Linked DNA regions of Homo sapiens: region 1 is linked to region 2. A link is an interaction called in ENCODE POLR2A ChIA-PET data of the cell type or tissue named here. Cell type or tissue: PC-9. All regions are shown on one strand. Each heading gives the region's core, and the rest is flanking DNA. Links, peaks and the distances in the headings are about the cores only.

Region 1 (11,241 bases), core at 3,768-8,767, 230 kb after region 2:
AGGTGGGCACGGACCTCCCCACCCTGGGTCTCAGGCCAAGGCCACAGGGCAGCAAAAGGAGGTGCTGTAAGGGGCCAGCCTGCGCTGCATGCCCACCTTCGACGAATCCCAGTGACCAGGGAGGAGAGGCACATGTGGCTGGTGGCCACCACCGTGAACAGGGCCGGCAAATGTTTCCTTCACTGCAGAATGTTCTAGAGGAAGGGGCAGTGCCTGGCATCCCAGCCCTCTAGGGAGGTCACTCCACCGACATTCTGCATGGAGAGTTCTTTCCATGTTCTGGTTACTAGTCCTTTGTCGGATCTTCCATCTGCAAATGTTTTCTCCTTCTCTGAAGCTGTTCTTTTCATTTTTTTTAAACAGTGTCTTTCCAGAGCAAAAGCTGTTAATTTTGATGAAGCCCACTTTATCACTTTTTCACTTTATGGGTTGTGCTTCTGATTCCAAGTCCAAGAACTCTTCACCTCCTCCTGGTTCCCAAAGATTCTCTCCTGTGCTTTTCCTAAGCACTTCACAGCTTTATGCCTGGCATTCGAGTTCATGATCCCTGTTGAGTTAATGTTGTATAAGATTGCCTGTTTATTCTTTTGCCGGCAGATGGCCATGAGCTCCGTCGCCATTTGTTGACAAGATGACTTTTGCACCTTTGTCAAAAATCAGTTCGGCAAATTTGCGTCAAAGTTCGTGCACAGCGCACAGAGCTGTGGCAAATGACACGAGGAACCTGTGGAGTGCTTAGCTCACCCTGCTATGCGGGGATGCACGCAGCCCTACAGCACGCATCGCAAAAGAAAATCTGAGCTCCCCTGGGCCCCGGATGAACCCTTAGCAAGTCCACGGCTGTTTCTTCTGGCATCATCCAGTCCCGCTGTGGCCGCTGCAGCTCCTTGGAGGCACACACAAGCCCTCCATAACAAAAAAAGGAACCGGCCAAACCTCTGCCCAAACTAGCATGTCCTGCTATCACCACCCTCTCACCACGCAGGCCCCCTCTGCTGGTCCAGTCGGGGAGGCATGTGGGGAGAAAGACGGAGCTGACTTTCCTTCACTCCCGCCGGAGGATAAGGCACCATGCTCCTTCCGGCACCCCTGGGGCTCCTGACCCCTCTCTCCAGAGCCACATCATATGGCCCTAAAGATGCATCTCTGCATTTTGGGCCCCATCCAGAATCTGTCTCTGGAATGACAGCGTCTCCCTTACTTTTGAAATGCAAGACCCTTCCTGCTGCAGCTGAGACCCATTTCCTCTTCAGTCCCCTGCGAAAATGAAAAACAGCTGGGAACCATCACGCCAAACACAGCCCACTCAAGGCTCTTGGACTGCACCACCCCCACCTCTTCCCCAGAGTTAATGGCAAGTTCACATGGCTGGTTCCATCTCCCCCTGAGCATCCCAGTTCCTGCTGGCCATGCTCGGGGAGGTTCTCTCCCCTAAGGCCTTTTCAAACTGCTTCCTCTCGGATCACAAAGGAAAACCAGTCCCACGCAGAGAAAGGAGAGAGGGAGGTGGCCCGTAGGGAGTGGCGCTCAGCCTCACTTAGTGAGCACTTACTATGTATGTGCCAAGCAGGCTGCTCTGTGCTGCAGGGACAGAGGTGCATTCAACACCTTGCATCCTTCCTTTCCCCGGGAACTTGGGCCCCAAAGATGGCCAGGCCACAGCTCAATGCCCGTGACAGCGGCGGAGGGAATGTGGGTAAGGGCTCCTTAGGAAAACTAGGACATTCTGAGGGAGATGCTGGTGCCTGAGACGGCCCCAAGGGGAGTGTGTCCTCTGAGAGGAGACGGAAGGAAGGCACATCAGATGGCAGCAGGAGAAGAGAGAGGAAAGGCACGAGCAGGGAGTGAGAGGCAGGACACACCGTCCAGGGCACGGGGACCCCACCCCAGTTTAGCCCTTTCACATGGGCCCTGCGTGTGGCACTAGGGTCCTTGTACCCCAGCATAACTAGGAAGGGTGAGAGGTCACAGGCTAAACCTCGCCCGTCGCTCTGGAATGTTGCTAAACTCCAAGTTGAGGGTGGCAGACTAAAGTCATTGAAAACATTATTTGATGGTAAGTAAAATGGTGATAGATTATGTCATAGAAAGCAAATTTCACTTGCTTGTTATGGATGAATGTCAAGACAGTGGAGAGATTTCACCCAGCCCACCGAGCCCGACCCCTGGTGTCTGGGCTGCTCATTCACTGTCCTCCCCAACTGGAGATACTTGGGGAGGAAAATCTAAGAAAACCAGATTCTACGACAAAGCTGAGAATGCATCCCCAGAGAGAGGCTGCCTGTTAAGTCAACAGCAGGCACTAGTTCTTCCTCAAAACTGGGAGTGAATCACAGACACCAGCAAGACTGAGTAACCTTGAGGCCCTGCAGGGAAAGTGGAAGGGCCTTGAGGAACCTGCCCAAGGGTAGGTCAGGGGCCAAGTAGATATGGCCCCTCAGGGATGGGGTGGGAGGGGAGAATCCTGGCCAACAAGTTGAAAGGGCATCCCCACTGTGCCTGGAGCAAATCTGGTCAATGTGGGACCCCTAGCCACTCCACACCTGATGCAGGCCAGGCAGTAGCTGCCTTAAGATCCCTCAATAGCAGCAAATATAACCCAGCACCTGTGCAGCAGGCTCCCCATCACTTCCAAATGTCTCTATCCTCAGTTAACAGGGTTCCCGCCATGAATCACAGAAACCCCAGCTCGAATGGATGAAAGCAAAAAGACTCACCCAGCAGGACAGTTCGAGAATGGTGCCAAATTTGGTGACAGCTGGACCAGGGACCCAGTGAAGGTTGTGCTAGGGTTCTCTCTCTTTCTCTCTCTCTCTTTCTCACTCTTTCTTTCTCTCTCTCTCTGACTCTCTCTGTCTTTCTCTCTGCCAGTCAGCCCTGCATGGCTCTCCTTGATTTATTCTCCAGGGAGGCCTCCCTAGTGTGACACAGTGACCACCAGCAACCCCATACTTACAGCCTCCTACAGCAAGGACAGAGGTCTTCTGTCTCCCAGGACCCACATATCCATCCCAAGGGAGAGCCTGGTTGGCCCTGCATGGGTCACGTGCTCCTCTTGAGCTGACCACTGCAGTCGGGAGGAGGGAACACTCCACTGGGCCAGGCTGGGCCATGTGCCACCTGTGTGGCAGGTGGGAAGTAAGAGATCATAATTAGCATTTCCCTGGAGTTAAACAGGCAGCCAAAATTTATCTTCACCCAGACGTTTACAGAGATCTCTAAAATTAACAAAGCATTTTCATAGACATTACTTCATTTCATTCTTGAGACAGAGCAGGGACACCTCTTAGGGGTCTGCCAGGTGTCTCCAAGCATGGAAATAAAAGAAAATCTTGAGTTCCTTCAAGGGAATTTGCAGGCACCTAGCTGGCCCTCAGAAGTAAATAAGCAACCTGATGAGCAAGAAGGTAACAACAACTTAAAACAATAACCAAGAAACTTAGAGCCACAAGGTGTATGATTCCTATCAAGACAGCATCTTAACATAGGTCTCTGAGTTATTTTTTCAGAAGCCCAAATCCCCACAAAATCGATCTGCTGGCATGCAGCCTCAGATAAGAGGGGAGGTGAGGACTGAACTCTGTCCACAGAGACCTGGAGAAAGTCATGACCACGGGCCAGATCATAATGTTCCTTTCTGCTGACCCCAAGGTTTTAGGCAAAGCTTCACTTCCTTAACCAGTTGCAAATGAGAGAGTTTTTGAATGCACCTATAGGAACTGTAAGCCCCCAGGTTTCAAGATATTCATCTTTTTAGGGCAAACCAATGTATAACCTCTGTATTAGTCCATTCTCACACTACTAATAAACACATACCTGAGACCGAGTAATTTATTAAGGAGAGAGGTTTAATGGACTCACAGTTCCACATGGCTGGGAGGCCTCACAATCATGGTGGAAGGCAAGGAGGAGCAAAGCCACGTCTTACATGGGTGGTGGCAGGTAAAGAGAGAGAACTTGTGCAGGGAAACTCCCCTTTATAAAACCATCAGATCTCGTGAGACTTATTCACTATCATGAGAACAGCACAGGAAAGACCCACCCCCATGATTCAATTACCTCCCACCAGGTCCCTCCCACAACATGTGGGAATTGTGGGATCTAGAATTCAAGATGAGATTTGGGTGGGGACACAGCCAAACCATATCAACCTCCATGTATTGATTTACAATTTTGCCTGTAATTTCTGCTTTCCTGAAATTTACCCCTGCCTTTAAAAGCCCTTGCTTGTAAGCCATTGAGGACATAGGGTCTTAAGTGTGAGCTGTCTGATTCTCCTTGCTTGGTGTCCTGCAAATAAACGCCCTCTGTTCTCCCACTGCAAAACCTCAGTGTGGACATGTGGCCTTACTGCCCTGGGTGAGCAGATCCCAAGTTTGGTTTGGTGACATTTTCACAGCAGCCCCTTGAGGTAACAGGGCAGGGATTACAGCTGCCAGAGAGGTTGAGTGGCTTGTCCACTGTGGCACAGCGAGGCAGGGGTATGAACCAGTTCTTGCAGTCCAGAGTGGGTGCTCTCTCCACTTCATGACACTGTCATGAATGGCCTTCCATAGCAGACACTCTTGTGTCCCACCCAGAACCCGGAACTCCTCTCCCTAGCTTCCCACCGGCTCCCCTGCAGCTCAGTCTGAGAGCTCTCTCTGGACACAGAAGCATGCATGGCCCCCAGGCAGACAGGACAAAAGCACCAGGGTGCTACTCAGCCACAGGAGCCTCACTCAGTGACAGGCTGGAGATGGGGACTCCCGCTTCCTCAGCCCTAGGGAGGGACGACTCTGGGCCATGCTCTACCCAGTCCCCATGAGTTCCACAATGAGACTGAGCCCTAGCAGGCCACAGTGGCCACCTGCCTGTTTGCACACCCTGTCTCACTGGACCACTTTCAGGTCCTCCTGGGATCACCTCCCAAATAAATTTGAACGCAAATTCTTGTCTCAGTCTGCTTCTGAGGAGCCCCAAATTAAGATATTCTGTCCATACTAACAAACTGCTGCCAAGAAGGCAGAGATAAGTAAATTCTGTACAATAAGTAAATCATGTCTCAACACCCATCAACCCAGGATGGCACATTCGCAGTGCGTGGCCATGGGGATTTCCTCACCACCCCTCAGAGACAGACGTGTCTAATTGACCATGGTGCTTTCTGAAGCTGTGTTCACACACAGGGAAGAAAGAGCATCGTGACCAGTCAGTCACCTCTGTCCCTGTAGAAGAGTTGGGGTGGTGGCAAGTGCACAGCTACTTCTCATCCCTACTCCAGCCCCTGGCTTACTGAGCCCTGAGAGCCATAAAACAAATGTCACTCTCATAATGTCACCAGTTCCCAAAATGGCTAATTTTCCTTCTTTCCATTGCCAACCCTGCTAAGAGTCACACGTACAGAAGGATTGGCTGGAAAATGCCACCAAATCCCTGACTGGTCTAGCCCTCCGACACTGGAAATAGAGACATAGAATCTGGAGAGCAGTTGGGTGGCACCGGGCCCACCTGGGTGAGTGGAATGCTAAACATAGGCATGACTCACATCTGGCTGGGAGGGCCCCACCACCGCTCCAGCGGGAGCAAGCCCTCCCCCGCCTGCAACACCATCTCAGGCCTCCATGGAGCAGAACCATGTGGACCATGTGGACAGCTCTGTCTACACTGGCCCTCACTGCACATCACATGGCTCAGGGAGGTCCTTCGGGCTCAGCTCCTCAGGTTACACTGAGGACATCTGGAGCCATCTGGCCCCAGCACCCGAGCCCACTTGGAGTCCCTGGATAAACACATCCCGTCACTTAGGAAAACAGAATTACATTTTCCATCATGATGAAATGAACCTCTAGGGGGTATTTACAAAAATGTATACTCAGCTAGGGGACAATGTGGTTTTTGCCAATTAGCTAGAAGAGGAAGTCTGGGGATCTTTGCATAGCATAACGAAAAGAAAAAACGTAAGAGAAAGAACAAGAGTGAGGAAAGGAAAGCCCAGTTAGGTCCACTTTCAAAATAAACAATTTTTACAGTTACAGACAGACCCTGATTTATACGCAGGCTGAGTTCCAGGACTGTGTTTTCAAGTCAGTCGTTTGGAGTTTGAAACTCATTTTCCCATAGAAACTATGTGCATTGGTCATAAAGTTAACCCATAGATGTCTCTTTCTTCAATAAAGTATCTGAAATGTACTACCATTTTCACCTTTCCAGTTCCCCTCAACATCATCTATAGCTTTGCTTCCCTAAGAAGTTAAATTCTGATGTCCAGATCAGGACAAGGGAGCCCCTTTCTCCTGTCAGTGAATGGCAGTGAGGAGGGCCTGGTGATGGTGTAAGGCACTCACAGGAACATGAGGCAGTGGCCATCAGCTTTGGAGACCCACAATATGAGTGTGACTCCCAAGGCCACCTCATGCTCTGATCAGATGCTCACCATGTCTTGGCCTCAGTCACCTCTCAACTCTGTCACCTCACCTCCAAATAGTCTCCGCCTTATGTTGCTGTTGTGGGGGGGATAAAGTTGTACAATGTATATAACACACAAGGAATGGTAGTTGGTCCCAAACAAGTGCTCTACAAATGGTGGTTATTATCTTTACTGTTGCCTTTCATATGCAGGAGGGAACTTAGCATGAAATCTGAGCATCTTAGGGTTTGAGGGGAACCATTAAATGTTCTCAACAAAGGACAGAACCACATCTACTTTGCACCCTAATACGATTCCCATTCCTGGCCCATGGCAGGCTCTGACAAGGATTTATTGGATGGATTGATGGGTGGGTGGATGGATGGATGGATGAATGGATGGATGGATGGATGGATGGATTGATGGGTGGGTGGATGGATGGATGGATGAATGGATGGATGGATGGGTGGATATATGGATGGATGGATGGATGGATGGATATATGAATGGATGGATGGATAGATGGACGGATGAGTGGGTGAATGGGTGGATGGGTTGGATGGGTGGATGGATGGGTGGATGAGTGAATGGGTGAATGAGTGGGTGGGTGAATGGGTGGATGGGTGGCTGGGTGGCTGGGTGGTTGGATGGGTGGATGAGTGAATGGGTGAATGAGTGGGTGGGTGAATGGGTGGATGGATGGGTGGATGGGTGAATGGGTAAATGGGTGAATGGGTGAATGAATGGACAAATGAAGGGATAGACAGATGGACAGATGAAGATCTAATACTTTTTGCTCACCATCGCCTCTGGCTTGAGTCTGGGGTTCTGCTGTCAGTGCCCCTCTTAGCACTACCACAGGCTTTGATACCACTGACTCCCTCTCACTAAGTAAAATTCTGACCCCAGGCTCTGAGGAATCATCTCTTTGTCTCAGCTCTTCTTTGGTCTCCCTCCCTGATTGCTAGCTCCCCAGGTGCCAGTTCCATGGAAGCATTCTCCATGACTATCCCTCTGTCTTCTCCCTTTCCCTCCACCCTCTCCATGGGTGTCATTCTCTCATGGAGTCAGCTCTCACTTCCCCTCTTATATCCAGCCTTGGCCTCTTGTCTGAGCAGCAAAGTTAAATTCCCTCTACCTGATGGTTACTTTCCTATTGAGAGCCCATCAGCACCTTAAATCCAAAACTCGAATGCCCTCTTTTTCTTGTTTCTTACCTCAAGCAGACCTACTCCTGTTCCTGGGTCCCCAGCCCTCATTAAAAACCATAAATCCTCTCATGGTCACAGGCTGGGACTCTCAAAGTCACTGTCACTTCTCTGCTCTCAGTCTCCTTTTCTACTCAATCAGGAAATGAGGAGAGCAACTGTTGTGTCTGCACATTCTCCCAGTCTTTATACCTTTGCCTGAGCTCAAGGCTATCTCTTGATCGATATAATGCACTAGTCACCTGCTACCTCAAGGAAATAGACACTAACAGCCCCAACAAACTGCCAAGTCATAGTAGCCAAGATGTCACCAGCTACTCTCTCACTGCATTGGTTGTCTATTGCTATAAGCAAAACATTCTAAGATTTACTGGGACAAAACAACCACCATTCTATTATGTCTCATGATTCTGTGGGTTAGGCAGGTTCTGCTCTGTGGTTCTTCTGCTCCACAGGATGTTGGCTGGTAAGGCAGTCCCCTAAGACCTCAGCTGGGCTGGAAAATCCAAGATGGTTCACTCACACACTTGGTACCTTGACAGAGATGGCAAGAACACTAAGATAGCTGAGCATCTTCTCTCTTCATGTACTCTCAGGGCTTCTCCCTTCCAAATTGGTAAGTTCAGCCACACTTCATACGAGGCAGATTAAGGCTCCCAAAAGTGAAAGTTACCAGGTCTTCTTAGGGCTTGGATCCATCTTGGATCCATAACTGGCACAGCACCCCTTTTGCCATATTCCATTGCTTCAAGGGAGTCAGAGGACCAGCTCAGATTCAACACAGGAGGGCATGATACAAGGCTGTGAATATCAAGAGATGTGGTTCATTGAGGCACTCTTTGAAGACCAGCTACCATACTCATTCAAGTTAGTTCTGGGCAGGCCAGTGGCCTCCTCCATCTTACAGCTAGCATCATTTGGATCCTGTGGTCTCCAAAGGCATCATAGCAGAGGCAAAGAGAGAGAGCTGGAGGAAGTACAATGACTTTCAAATGCCTCTGTCCAGAAGTGACATATCACTTCCACTCACATTCCATTGACCAGAATGACCATGTGATCCCCACTTGACGACAAGGAAGGCTTGGAAGTTAGAGGAGTGGATGACTATTTGGTTGGCCTTAAGTGTCTCTGCTCCCTCATCTATTTCCTCTGTGGGACGAACGCAGCATATGCAGAGATTCCCATACTCTGTTGGTGGGAGTGTAAACTGGGACAGCCTCCCGTGGAGGACAGCAGGACCAACCCACCTTCTTGCTTGCTCTAGGATGAGTTTGGAGAATACATCATGTACAGGGCCCTTCCAGCTCTAAAAGTCAGTGGGCATTACTGAGCCAGAAAACGAGGGCTTAGTAACATCAGAACACCAGCCTCTCATCTTGTTTCCAGAGTATTCTGTGGTGTTGGCCGGAATGGAGAGGAATTCATTCCTCTGAAGGGTGGAGGCTGCTTGAGTAACTGCTGGTTCCCACCTAGTGAAGAAGGAGAACACACAGCATCTTTGTGGGAGCCAAAATTGGCCACATTGGTCAAGTCAGTTTGTATGCCCTTTTCACAACACTGTGCCTAATTCAGGATGCTATATTAGAGCAAAGGTGGAGAACCCAGAGGGAAATCCAAGAATAACAAAGCCACTTGACCTATAAGTGAAGGTGGAAGGGACTGGGATTCACTAACCAAAAGACAGGAAATGACTCAGCATCAAATGCCTGCAAACAGCAAGTCATGAAGAGTGTGGACATCGGTGTCAAATGGACCTGGGGTTGGGCACTGACTCCATCACTTATAGCTGTGGGGCATTACTCGTGTAGCTTAACTTCTCTGAATATCATTTTTCTCACCCATGAAACAGCCAGAGTCAGTGTAGCTTCCTCAAGGTGTTCTTATGACCATTAAATGAGATGATGTGTGTGCCGGACTCATGGTACATGCTTGCTAAATGTGGGTGTTGTTATTGTTGCTGCTGTTGTTCTTATTCCTATTTCCATTGTTGGCATAACACGATGATTCCTACAAGTTATTGGTTTCTTGAGAGAGGGAATTATTAATACTCTGTCAATGACACTGACCATCAAATCCTTAAGTGTGACACAGAAGACCCTCTCATCCCTAGCCTCTGTCTACCCCTCCAGCCGTGTTCCTACCTCCCACCACACACCCCATCCATGATGAACGACTTATACCTTGAACTTGTTAAAGGTTTCTGTGTACAAATAACAGAAATGAACTTGAGCAAACTTAAGCAAACTGAGGATGTCCTGAATCCAAGGAAGCGTCGAAGAACCAGGACTCAGGAAGGGCAAGAACCAGGCAGCTCTTGGAGTTGTGGGGACTTCAGAGGCCACTCTACATGCTCTGAGGCTCAGAGATTCACAAGAAAGGCAGCCTAGCACAGCAGAAGCATAGATGGCCTAGGATCAGTAAAGTGTAACTCAGGCAAGGCCATCTGGGGAGAGGGATGGCCACACTAATAAGACAGGGTCAGTCTTCCTGGGCACACAAATCGTGTTGCCTGGGAGGAGGTGCATGTGTCACCAGAGTGCAAGAGATGATCTCTGAGGGTTTAGCTGCAAGCAGGTTTTGTTTTGTGTTAGGGAAAAAAACCTATTAAGCACACCAAACTCTTGGTCTTATGGGAATTACTACTTAGGAAACAGGAAAAATAGGCCTTGACTCTAAGAGAATCCGTTTTTAAAGTTTTAACTAAGTAGAGTTAGCACATGGATATGGCAAGTCCCAAAAGAGAGTTCATGGATGAACTCATGAAGCATCGCCTTGAAGGGATAGTTAGGAATGCTAGCATACTTAGGAAGCATCGACTTGAAGGGATAGTTGTGTGCTCATTATAAATGGAAGTGGTCTCATGGATCTAGGGTTCTAAATTCAAATGTTTTCAGGGACCACACAGGAAATCTAAATGAAGAATGTGGGCCGGGTGTGATACAATAGGGAGCGGTGGAGGCAGTGGTGAACTAGAAAGGGTGTGCTCAACTCGCTCAGCTGCACGCAGCTGTCACAATGAAGACATGCAGGCCTGATGTTGTCCAATCTTTTGTTTTCAAAGAAAAGCTGGATATCTGTCTTCTTATGAGAATTTTTCAGATTTTGACATGCGAGTACCTAACTCAAAAGTTGTAAAACAGTAGGTGAGCCACACATATCGCGTCCTGGACTGAAGCCAGCCCATGGGCACGCAACCTATGTTCCCACCAAGATGGAAGGCAGACCACCAATACTGCAGACCCTGGGAGTTCCACTACCCCTGTTTTCTTGGCAAGGAGAAAGATAACTCATTTTATGAGGCGAGCATCATCCTGATACCAAAGCCTGGCAGAGACACAACAAAAAAAGAGAATTTTAGACCAATATCCTTGATGAACATTGATGCAAAAATCCTCAATAAAATACTGGCAAACTGAATCCAGCAGCACATCAAAAAGCTTATCCACCATGATCAAGTGGGCTTCATCCCTGGGATGCAACGCTGGTTCCACATACGCAAATCAATAAACATAATCCAGCATATAAATAGAACCAAAGACAAAAACCACATGATTATCTCAATAGATGCAGAAAAGGCCTTCAACAAAATTCAGCAGTCCTTCATGCTAAAAACTCTTAATAAATTAGGTATTGATGGGACGTAGT
Region 2 (11,241 bases), core at 2,256-7,255:
GCCCCAAGTCATCCTGGCTTCTGGGGTTGTGGGCTTTTGTTCAGAGAAAACAGGGACTGCTGAAACCTTGTAGTGGATACTCTCTGTTCCCTGCCCAGATCTCTGGGCTGGTGCCCCATCCTCTAGGTCTGTGAGCATTGGCTGCCGAGGGCTCACAGCTGCCCATTTCCAGAGAAGTTCCCTTGGGACAGTAACAGCTTCTGGGCCCAGAAGATTACTCTCCCACACACAAGGCAGCCAAGGGCCAAGCCTGACTAGGACAAAAGCCCAGGCCCCCTCCCTCACAGTGGGACCACTCCGTGGTGCAATTCACACTCCCCAACTTCCCCGGGGATCAGGCAGAAACTGGACCCCAGCCAAGAACCTGCCTGGCTCCACCCTTCTCCAGGCTTCTTGGCTTCCTTCACTCCCTTTCTGCCCACAGGTCCTACAATAGATCATTTCCACAAGACCCCCGTCTCAGACTCTGCCTAAGAAATCCCTCATCTTAATCACTGAGCCCATCTGGCGTCTTTCTTTTATAAAAAATTTGTATTTTTATTTTAAGTTCCTGGGTACATGTGCAGGATGTGCAGGTTTGTTACATAGGTAAACGTGTGCCAAGGTGGTTTGCTGCACCTATTAACCCATCACCTAGGTATTAAGCCCAGCATGCATTAGCTATTTTTCCTAATGCTCTGCCTCCCCGCCACCCACCCACCAGCAGGCCCTACTGTGTTGTTCCCCTCCCTGTGTCCATGTGTTCTCATTGCTCAGCTCCCACTTATCTAGAACCAGAAATACCATTTGACCCAGCAATCCCATTACTGGGTATATACCCAAAGGAAAATAAATCACTGGACTACAAAGGTACATGCATGCGTATGTTCATGTTCATGGCATCTTTCATTTAGGCATCAAACTCCCCTCAGTCAGGAAGGACGGTGACAGTCTCCACACCCTCCAGGCTATTGGGACAGATTCTGTTTTTTTCACCCTGCCCTGCAACAAAATTATTTTCTGCTTTCACCAAACCCAGGCAAACAGACTCCACTAGACCTGGAGACTAGGAATAGAAAATGTACATAAATTGTGGTTTTAAAAATTCACTTAGATATGAATAATATGATGATAATTATTAGGAAAACATGGAACATTAAGACGTTGAAAATAAGTTCTACAAGTAAATGTGCCAGTCAACAAAGATTCATTCAGGGTTCCAGGGTGTCACTTGAGTTAGTGACCATTGTATAAAGTTCTAATCTGTGCTTGAAAGTTCGAATTTTCATGGTCAATTGTTTTCCTTGAAGTGACAGGCCCACACCATTAATTCTTTTAGCAACTCTCTGGCAAATACCTAAGTCCGAACAACCATAATTTGTCTTTCAGTTATTCTTTCAAGTAAAAATGGCGTTCTAGGCTTGGCACAGTGGCTTACGCATGTAATCCCAGCACTTTGGGAGGCAGAGACGGGCGATCATTTGAGGTCAGGAGTTCAAGACCAGCCTGGCCAACACAGCAAAAACCTATCTCTACTAAAAACACAAAAGGTAGCCAGGCATGGTGGCACACGCCTGTAATCCCAGCTACTCGGGAGGCTGAAGCAGGAGAATCACTTGAACCTGGGAGGCGGAAGTTGCAGTGAGTCAAGATCGCACCAATGCACAATGCACTCCAGCCTGGGCGACAGAGGGAGACTCCATCTAAAAAAAAAAAAAAAAAGAAAATTGGTGTTCTATGAAAAAAGAGACTAGCTCAGCTCACAACACAAACAATGCATGAGAGCTCTTCTTTGGGATAACCCTTGTAGTTGGTGTACGGAGGTCTCATATGTGTTCTCCCCATCTTGGCACTCAGAATATTCAAAGGACAGGTCCTCAAAAGTTAAAATTTAATAAAATCAATAATTTTATTGATTTTATAAATAAAATTTATTTATGAAATACTGCTGTGGCAATGGAGAGCTCAGGTGTCCTGGTAGAATTTGATGTCACTGCCTGGGTTCCTGCCAAGGTGCTGGAACCATGGTTTTTGCACCCTTAGGGAAAATGTCAACACAGTAGAGAAGGCAAAAATGTCTTAGTGGAGTTTTTAAATAAGTTTTTTATTCTGGAATATTTGTTATTTTTTAATGTATAATTGACAAAAATTATATAAGTAGATGTATAATGTGATGATTTGATATGTGTACACTTTGTGATACAATCAAGCTAATTGACACACACATCACCTCACGTAGCTACCATTTGTGCGTGCTTGCTGAGTACATTTAAGATCCACTTTTTAAATCACTTTTTAATTTTTTTATTTCAATAGGTTTTTGGAGAACAGGTGGTGTTTGGTTACATGGATAAGTTCTTTAGTGGTGATTTCTGAGATTTTGGTGCACCCATCACCCAAGCAATGTACACTGTAACCAATGTGTGGTCTTTTATCACTCGCCACCGCCCACCCTTTTCTTAACAAATTTCAAGTGTGCACTACAGTGGTATTAACTGCAGCCTCGATTTACAGAAACATTGCAAAGGTCATACAGAGTTTTCATGAACCCCACACTCTATTTCCCTGATGATTAATATCTTTTATTAGTATGGTACTTTGGTCACAACCATTAGCATTAGCTGAAATCCATGCTTTATTCAGATTTGCTGAGTTTCACCCAATGTCCTTTTTCTGTTTCAGGATCCCGTCAAGGATATCACATGATACTTCCTTGTCATGTTTCCTTAGGCTCATCTTGACTGTCCATTTCTCAGACCTTCCTTGATTTTGGTGACCTTGACAATGTTGAGGAACAGTGGTCAGGTATCTTGTAGAATGTTCTTTCATCGGGGCTTGTTGATGTTTTCTCTGAATTAGACTGGGTTTGTGGGTTTTGGGGAAGAAACACCACAGAAGAGAAGCACCATTCTAACTGCATCATATTAAGGGTAGATACTATCAACCTAACTTCTTTTTTTTTTTTGACATGGTGTTTTGCTCTTGTTGCCCTAGCTGGAGTGCAGTGGCACGATCTTGGCTCACTGCAACCTTCACCTCCTGGGTTCACGCGATGCTCCTGTCGCAGCCTCCCGAGTAGCCGGGATTATAGGTGTGCACCACCACACCCGGCTAATTTTTGTATGTTTATTAGAGACGGGGTTTCACCATGTTGACTAGGCTGGCCACAAACTCCTGACCTCAGGTGATCCACCTGCTCGGCCTCCCAAAGTGCTGGGATTATAGGCCTGAGCCACTGCGCCCAGCCTCAACCTGACTTGTTATTGTTGATGTTGACTTTGATCAACTGACAGGTTTGCCAGGTGATCAATGTGTTTGTCAGGTTTCTACAGTGCAAACTTACCTTCTCTCTTTTCCATGCTGCACCCTTTGAAAAGAAGTCACCATGTGCAGCCTACATTTAATGAGTGGAGAGTTATGCCCCGCCTCCTGGAGGATGAACTATCTACATAAATTATTTGAAATTCTTTTGCATGGAATATTTTCTTAATGTTATTGTGAAAATAATTTTGACCTTGCAGAACCATGAAAGGCTGTTCGGGAAAACCCCCAGAAGTCTGTAGACCATACTTAGAGAAACACCATTCCATGCAATGGAGGCAGGGGTGGATGTGTCTGGAACCTGGGCACTATACTTGCGTGTACCTTGATGCTTCCAGGATTCCCTAGAAATCACTGTGGAAGGATTATTGCAGCCACTATTGCTTGACAAGGGCTCAGACCCCTCAGGGTTACAAGTTTAAGTCCCTCAACCAGGCAAGCAACCCAGACCCAGCAAAGTGTGTTTGAAAGGTAGGAAAATGTAAATTGAGGAAAAGAAAAAGGAGATATGAATATCAGTTCGGTCTTACTCATCTGCAGTTTCAGTCACCATACATTATACCAGTAACCCTCTTGGGTTAAGTCAACAGAGATTGGGTATGGCCAGCATATTTGAGTGCACTATGTCTCAGATTGCACTAGTTCTCCCCCTCTCCAAGGAGGAGTGAGGGCATATTGTTCTCATAATCAATGAGATAACATTTTTAGAACTGGAACCAGATATAATATAGGGCATCAGATGATATGAGTGATCTAGATGGTGGACGCTCAGACACCACTTACACACCCATCTCCAATTCCAGAAACCAAGTGATGGCAGCTTTGTGTGGGGCTAATCAGCTTCATCCAAGTGCAGTCTTCATCTGAGTGCACCCTGACAGTGCCTTGTTCAGATCTGCTCACACGTCTCTTGGCTACCAGCCTGTGACTTCTGATAATGCCAGGGCATGGGATGCCACAGGAACCCCTTGGTGCCCACATATACATGACTCAGTTGTGCAGGATAGTTAATGCTCCACTTGAAAGCTCTTTAAACAATGGGAGAAAGGAACCAATAAATAAACGTTTCCTACCCCACGCCACAGCACTGACTCTGAGTCACATTTTCTGTGGTTTCTCGGAAGACATCGTGGTGTTAAACACACAATCTCCCATCTCAGCGGCCAGTGTAGCTTGCATTGACTCACTCTTCTTTGCTGAAATGCTTTCCCTGTTCCTTAGCTTTGCTCTTGGGATCATAATTCCCAATGAAAGCTTTGATCAACAGTGTTTCTCTCAGGTTTTCTTTTCGAAAGAACTTAGGCTAAGACAGATCAATACAGTGTTGTAACCAGCTAGTATGCATTCCTTCCAAAGATTTATTAAGTCCTCCTGTGTGCAAAGCATCATGGTAGGCTTGGAGACAACTGGGAAAATAATCAAATAAATCATTACAAGTATAAATGCTGTGAAGGAGAAGCACAGAGTGCTTTCAGATTGTAATATCCTAATCTAGGGAACTAAAAAGGGGCTTCTCCACTGAGACCTGAAGGATGAATAGGACCACTCCTGGGAAGAGGCAGGAGAAAAGGAGGGAGTATGGTGGGAAGTGAGACAGCAGATTCCAAGGGCTGGAGGCAAGTGAAGGTGGGTGTTTTTAAGAATTCAAAGTAGCCCAGCCCTAGTGGGCTAATGGCTAAGCGGAGAGAACAGAGAGATTGGAGAGGAGTATGAGGAAAAAGACTTTGGCGGAGTGAACAAGAACCCAACTGTGAAGAACCTTGAGCACTTATCCGGTGAGCCACAGGAAACCTCTGGAGGGCTCTGAGTAGAGTATTCCTCAAAGATGACTTTGTCTATGGATGCGAGGAGTATTAGGGGTCAGGATCATGCAGGAAGGCTAATTAGAGGGCCATTCAAGTGATCTAAGCCAAAGATGAAGATGGTACCAAATACAGTGGTGGCAGGTAAGAGGAAGAGAAGGTAAATGATTTGAGAGCTGCTAAAATAGGGATTTTTCAATTTTTTGGAAGTTAATATATGAGATGAATACAATTTGTCGGAAGTTTTACATATCATTTGTATAATTTGTGCAGAAACTTCACTTGCTATTTGTAATTTTCTTTAGGTGAGAAGGATTTTTAATACATTTTAAAAGCACTTAAAACAATTTTTAATACACTATATAATGTTAAAATTTTCATTTTCATCATGAAGGTAAAAATGTAAGAGCCTTTGAATCAGCAAGATCAGCATCTAATCAGATTTTGCCACTTACTAGCAAGGTGACCTTCGGCAAGTCACTGAATGTTGCCAGGTTGTATTTTTTGTTGTTGTTTTTTGAGACGGAGTCTCGCTCTGTTGCCCAGGCTGGAGTGCAATGGTGTGATCTCGGCTCACTGCAAGCTCCGCCTCCCGGGTTCACGCCATTCTCCTGCCTCAGCCTCCCGAGTAGCTGGGACTACAGGTGCCCGCCACCACACCCGGCTAATTTTTTTTTGTATTTTTTAGTAGAGACAGGGTTGCACCATGTAGGCTAGGATGGTCTCAATCTCCTGGCCTCGTGATCTGCCCACCTTGGCCTCCCAAAGTGCTGGGATTACTGGCGTGAGCCACGCCACCCGGCCTGTATTTTTTTTTAAATAAATCTGTAGATAGAGTTAATGTCACCTGTACTTTGTGTGTGTGGCAGTCGTTATTTTTTCAAGAATGGAATAAGATCACGGCTGTAAGGTGTCAGATGTAGTGCCTGGTATAAAAAGATAAGTGAAAAAAAAAAGACATCTATTATTTGTAGTGTTTACAGATCACTAATCCGGAACCTTGCTTAAATCACTATCCCAAAGCCATCCTTTCTTTAGACTATGGTTTAATCTTCTTTCTCATTTTTTGCATTTGTTGGTCCTACATGGCTCACCTGTTCTCATCTTGCCTTGCACTGGCAATTCCAAAATCAACTTCTCCACTCCCCACTTCCTCTGGTTATCATTCAGGTTCTCAATCCCTGCAGCCTCAACATGCCTGAAAAGCCTTCTCATTTCCTCTGTCTGCCACCCTATCTTGGCCTCTCCAGAATCACTGCCATTTTTGTGCCTCTGCTGCTGCAACCGCAGAGGCTAGGGCAGCCCACTGTGTTGCTGTCATTGGTGGGAGTTTGGGCACCCTGGGCTCACGTGAGTTGTTCTGGGCAACACGCACCACCCAGCAGCTTCAGGTGCTGGACTTCCCCAAGCTTGCTCTGCATGTCCTTCCAGAAGTGATTCCTTTTCATTGACTCCCTTGGCAGTAACTTTGCAAACACTTAAACTTTATTAACTTTATCCATTAGTTGAGTCATGCTTGAACATATGGTGGTACATGGCCAGTATAATTGAGATCTTGGATCCCATTTTTCAGAAAATAATATCCATGCCCACAGAAGATGCCAATGGAGGGTTGTCAGCCCTGGAGAGCCAGTGATGGTGACAAAGTAGAACTAGACATCCTGTGAGTTTCCATCTGGGAAAACTCTCAAGAATTCTTTAAAGTAGTGGCTTTTAAACTTTTAGTGAGAAAATATAATTTTTCAAATAAAATTTTATAAAGAAAATATATAAAACAGATAGAGGAGGAACAATTTTGATTAAGTGGCAGAGAGGCATGGTGGCCTAATCAGTCCCCAGCCCCTCTCCCCAAATAACCCCAGAGGTACCACCAAGGAATCAAATGGCCCAAGAACACCTAAAACCATCACTCTGGAGATACAGCAGTCTCCCTAAAAGGCATGGAAGCATGAGCCTAACTAGAGACAGGTGACAGCCAGGTGTAGTGCGGGATGGGACACAGGGAAGGTGGAGCTCAGCCTCATCAGCCGCTATCTCCAGGAGCATCTTCCAGGCAAAGAGCCTTTCTGTCCCGTCTCCCTTCCAAACTCATGCCACCCTGATGATTGTGATTCCAGAGGATCAGAGGCAGAGGAGTCCTCATCATTTTGGATTATTTGGTTACAAGCAACAGAAATAGACTCTGACTACCTCAACCCTAAAAGGAGTTTATTGGAAAAATAGAGGTGGCTCACAGAATTGGAAGATAGCTGAAAAATCAGGCTTAGAGGGGTAATCAGGGAAGTTCCAATGGCTTAGCTAGTAAGAGATAATCAGTAGAGTCACCTGGGGGTCCACTCAGAGATGAATCAGGTCCTATGTGGAAGAAGTGATGCCCCAAAATGAAACCCCAAAGGTTCTTAGGTGACCAAATACCAGCTGTCCACTATCGGATGCCCTAGTGTTTGGGGGAGGGAAGTTACTGGACTTATTGCTAACATGATCACAATAAAACCCCACCTTTTTGTCCCCAGTCCATTGCTGTCTGCCCCCACAATGTTGCAGTCTCATGGGTAACACTCAGGTCATTTAGCAGTCAGGTGTCACAAGCTGTCCTGGCCAAGACCCATGGAGCGTTCAGCTCTGACCTTGGCCATGTGACCTGCTCTTGGGTCTTCTACAGCCTTGACCCTTCTCTGCCCTTCACTCAGGTTCATGTTGTCATCTTCCTCTGGGTGCCCCAACCCCCACTCCATACCCCTGGCCCTTCACAGCTCTTCCCCTGCTCAGGCTGTCTCAGCTGGGAAGACACTTCTCTTGTCCGTAGTGCCACCACTCAGTACATAGATCAAGGCAGTGTTCAGCACAGTATAAATGGCTTTCAAATTCCAAAGAGAAAAACACAGCTTTTGCCTCTTTGATGGTGGTAGGGGGTGTGAGATACAACAATTTTTTACTGGGAAGAGATTACAGCATGCCCTAGACTAGTAACCCCCTTAAAATGTCATCAATGTGACAGACTCCTGACTCTTTGTAGGTTTTATCTTCCACTATCTGGTACGAATGTGTCTTATGAAGGCATCCAAAGTACTTGTCATTTTCTGCCCACCAATTGGAATTAACGTTATGACTCATATAAGGGACTAATGTATCATACTATGGGTTGCCAAGGCTGCCATTGCTGGCCCTGTTACAGGGTGGGTCTATCTGGGCTATCAACACATACGCTGGGAAAACTGGGAGCAAGAGCAGGGAGCAGATGTGGAGTCAGACACCAGAGCAGCACGGATGAGCAAATGACTGACACTCCAGCCAAGTGAGGGGCGCAGCCAGGAAGGCGGCCAGAGTCCTGACTCCAGGACAGCAAACACAATGGCAATGTCGGAACAAGATGATGAGACAGACCGCCGAGTGCTCCAGGCTTCAAATCCTAAAGAAGTCAACAGATGGAGGAAGGACCATGATGTGAGTCTTCCAGAATGCCTCCCTTGCCAGAGGGTTGTGGGCTTGGAGTCTTGTGACAGCCCAGATGCTTTCTGCCGGCCACAGGGTAACACCATTACAAACTGTCCCCGAGAGCTGGAGGACACCTCGCTCCCCTCTCCCTCTCCAGATGCTTTTATTTTAAGTTGCAAGGCTCAGTCCCAACTCTTCATCCAAGTCAAAGTTTTTTTTTCCAAGTGTCTACCAAGTTTCAATGCCACTGAAGCCTTTCATTCTATGTCTAAGAATAGCACTGGGTCAGAAAACATCTTCCTTCTCTCTCACTTGGGGTTACTGACCCAAATACTGGCACTTGAAAAACAGAAAAGGCCTAGTTGTCACCACATGGCTCAAGGGAGTCACAGCAAGGAAGGTTGAAAACAAGTGCCAAAGGAACAGACATGAGTCAGCTTTGGAACCTTCTAGAAAACTAAGCCAAGGAGTTTAGATTTTGTCTCTTTTTGCTGCTGTTGGAGGAGATGGAAAACCAACACATATTTGTTGAGTGAATGAATGATTGAAATGTTTTAGAACAATAATTTGGGTAATAATGGAGAGTGAGTTTGACAAGAGAAGGAAAGAGAGGATGCCCCAGGCAGGCACATTGCTGAAATAACTGTTACGCACTAAGAAAGATGGGCCAAGGAGGGAGGATCATGAGGTCAGGAGTTTGAGACCAGCCTGATCAACATGGTGAAACCCCGTCTCTACTAAAAATACAAAAAGTATCCAGGCATGATGGTGTGCACCTGTAATCCCAGTTACTCAGGAGGCTGAGGCAGGAGAAACACTTGAACCCGGGAGGCGGAGGTTTCAGTGAGCTGAGATCGTGCCACTGCACTCCAACCTGGGCAACAGAGTGAGATTCCATCTCAAAAAAAAAAGAAAAAAAGAAAGATGGGGCAGGTCTGGACTGGGACAAGCACAAGTGGAATTAAAGATGCGGAGGGGTTGTAGAGACCTTTAAGAGCTGGAATTGATTATTAGTTGTCAGGAAGAAGAAGAAGAAATCAAGGATCTCTCCACATCATGAGGCTAAGTGTGGCAACACCAACAGCAATGGAGACAAGTGTGTAAGGCAACACATTAGGTTTTGGCCATGAACATGTCTAAATGCATATGTCAGGTAGGCGGGGGGTGCATGCTGGAGATCAAGAGAGAGATTGAGTCTAGTGTGCCAGGAGTCACTTGATTGATACTAGTTGCGGGACTAATATGTTCACCAGAGGATGCATTGAATAGAAGTGAGCAAGAAACTCGAGAAAGCATTCCCAATGCCTGGTCCTATTAATCCATCTCCAGTGCAACCTTGGCTGCAACATTGCTACTGTCCTTTCTGGCAACATTACATGGGTGGCTTATTAACCTACCTTGGAAAAGAGGTTGTCTGAGCCTGGGTTTCTCTCCACCCCACTGCCATGAAAGCAGAGTTTTAGCCAAGGACTTGTGTGCAGGTATTTTATTTAAAATGTAATCCCAGAGAATAGAAGTAAGGGATCAGGGAGAGTAAAGGAAGGAGGAAAAGCCCATAATGGGCCAACAGTCCATTATGAAAAGTGCACTATAAAGTTGTTGTGGGCAACAGGGGCTCAGTCCCACCTGGACCTAGGAGGAGCCTGCAGAATGCCTCCAGAATTGGCCTCCTGAGGACCCAAAGGGAACACACTTACTATGAGCCCCCATACTACATTGGGTGCCCCCAGGGGCATTACCACCCCACACTTCTAGATGCCCCTATATGTTTGTCAAGTGGGGACCTGCCAGGTCCATAGCAACAGAGAGGCTCCGGGGCAGAGAGTGAAGGAGGCAAGCTCATGCCTGAGGCCGGAGATGTCAGCAAATGTGACTGGAAGCACCCACAGAGCTTCCCATCATCAGAACTACAATCTAAGGGAAGCCAGGAAGGTGCAGGGAGGGGGTCTGGAGGTATATGATACATGGACCCTTTGAACTCCTCAGATCCACTCCTGCCTCACATTACATCCAGTTCCACCAAGACAAAATATTCAAGGTGGTAGTTGAACCAAAGTCTTCCAAAGACTCAACACACTGGGTCAGTGGAAGAAGGCACAGTCCCCACTGCTGCAATGGACCCAGAGGCCTCTGTTGTTACTCTTCACCTCATTCCTTCACCATCCTTTCCAGATCCTCCCCTCTATTTCAGCTAACATTTCAGCTGGTCTAGGTTGCTTGCCTAGACCTAAAGCTTAGATGACCTAAACCTTCCCCCTTGATGGGTCTCAGTGTTTGGCTGTCTTTCTTTTTTCAGGCCATGATTGCTGCAATTGCCTGTTACTGTTTTAGAATCACTAAGAGATGTTCCAGGGAATTCTGTAGGCTCCACCCCAGGAACACCTCTAGATCCTGATGACAGACTCAGTTACCCCTCCTTACTTGACTGTGAATCTGCAGGCATAGCAAGACCGAAATGAACAAGCTGTACTCGTAGGCTCTGAATCAGTGAACACCATGTCCCTGGAGGAAGTTCTATCCCAGGAAATTGGGGCCTGTGCTTCAGCAGGGTCTGATGTTATAAGAATGAGAAGCACAAATTCCACAGTGGATTAATGGAAGCTACAGGACCAGAGGCAATTCTACTTCAACTCCTTGTTGCACAAGCCTAAATATTGTAGCAAATGGGGAACCCGTGCATCAGCTGTGAGCTTACTCCATATGT

The links. Peaks named below come from ENCODE experiments on the same cell type or tissue, not always from the same donor. Only the 100,000 strongest peaks of a DNase experiment are listed, where the experiment ranks them.
Region 1: POLR2A ChIA-PET joins it to region 2 with 6 read pairs; 2 of 35 experiments call an interaction of 5 or more read pairs at or near these places.

Annotation. Positions count from the first base shown.
Region 1 is chr2:237,450,775-237,462,015 of GRCh38, forward strand. No RefSeq gene overlaps it. Among named protein-coding and RNA genes, the nearest start is that of MLPH, 31 kb to the right of the region's middle. RefSeq lists enhancers at 160-835, 836-1,513, 5,056-5,115, 8,730-9,929. In PC-9, for the core only: no CTCF peak of the experiment used is centred there; no DNase peak of the experiment used is centred there; H3K27ac peaks cover 1,298 bases.
Region 2 is chr2:237,223,477-237,234,717 of GRCh38, forward strand. LOC105373953 (a long non-coding RNA gene) reads left to right here. Exons shown (of 6, transcript XR_924035.3): 3 at 2,662-2,784. Among named protein-coding and RNA genes, the nearest start is that of COPS8, 140 kb to the left of the region's middle. In PC-9, for the core only: no CTCF peak of the experiment used is centred there; a DNase peak (open chromatin) is centred at 4,375.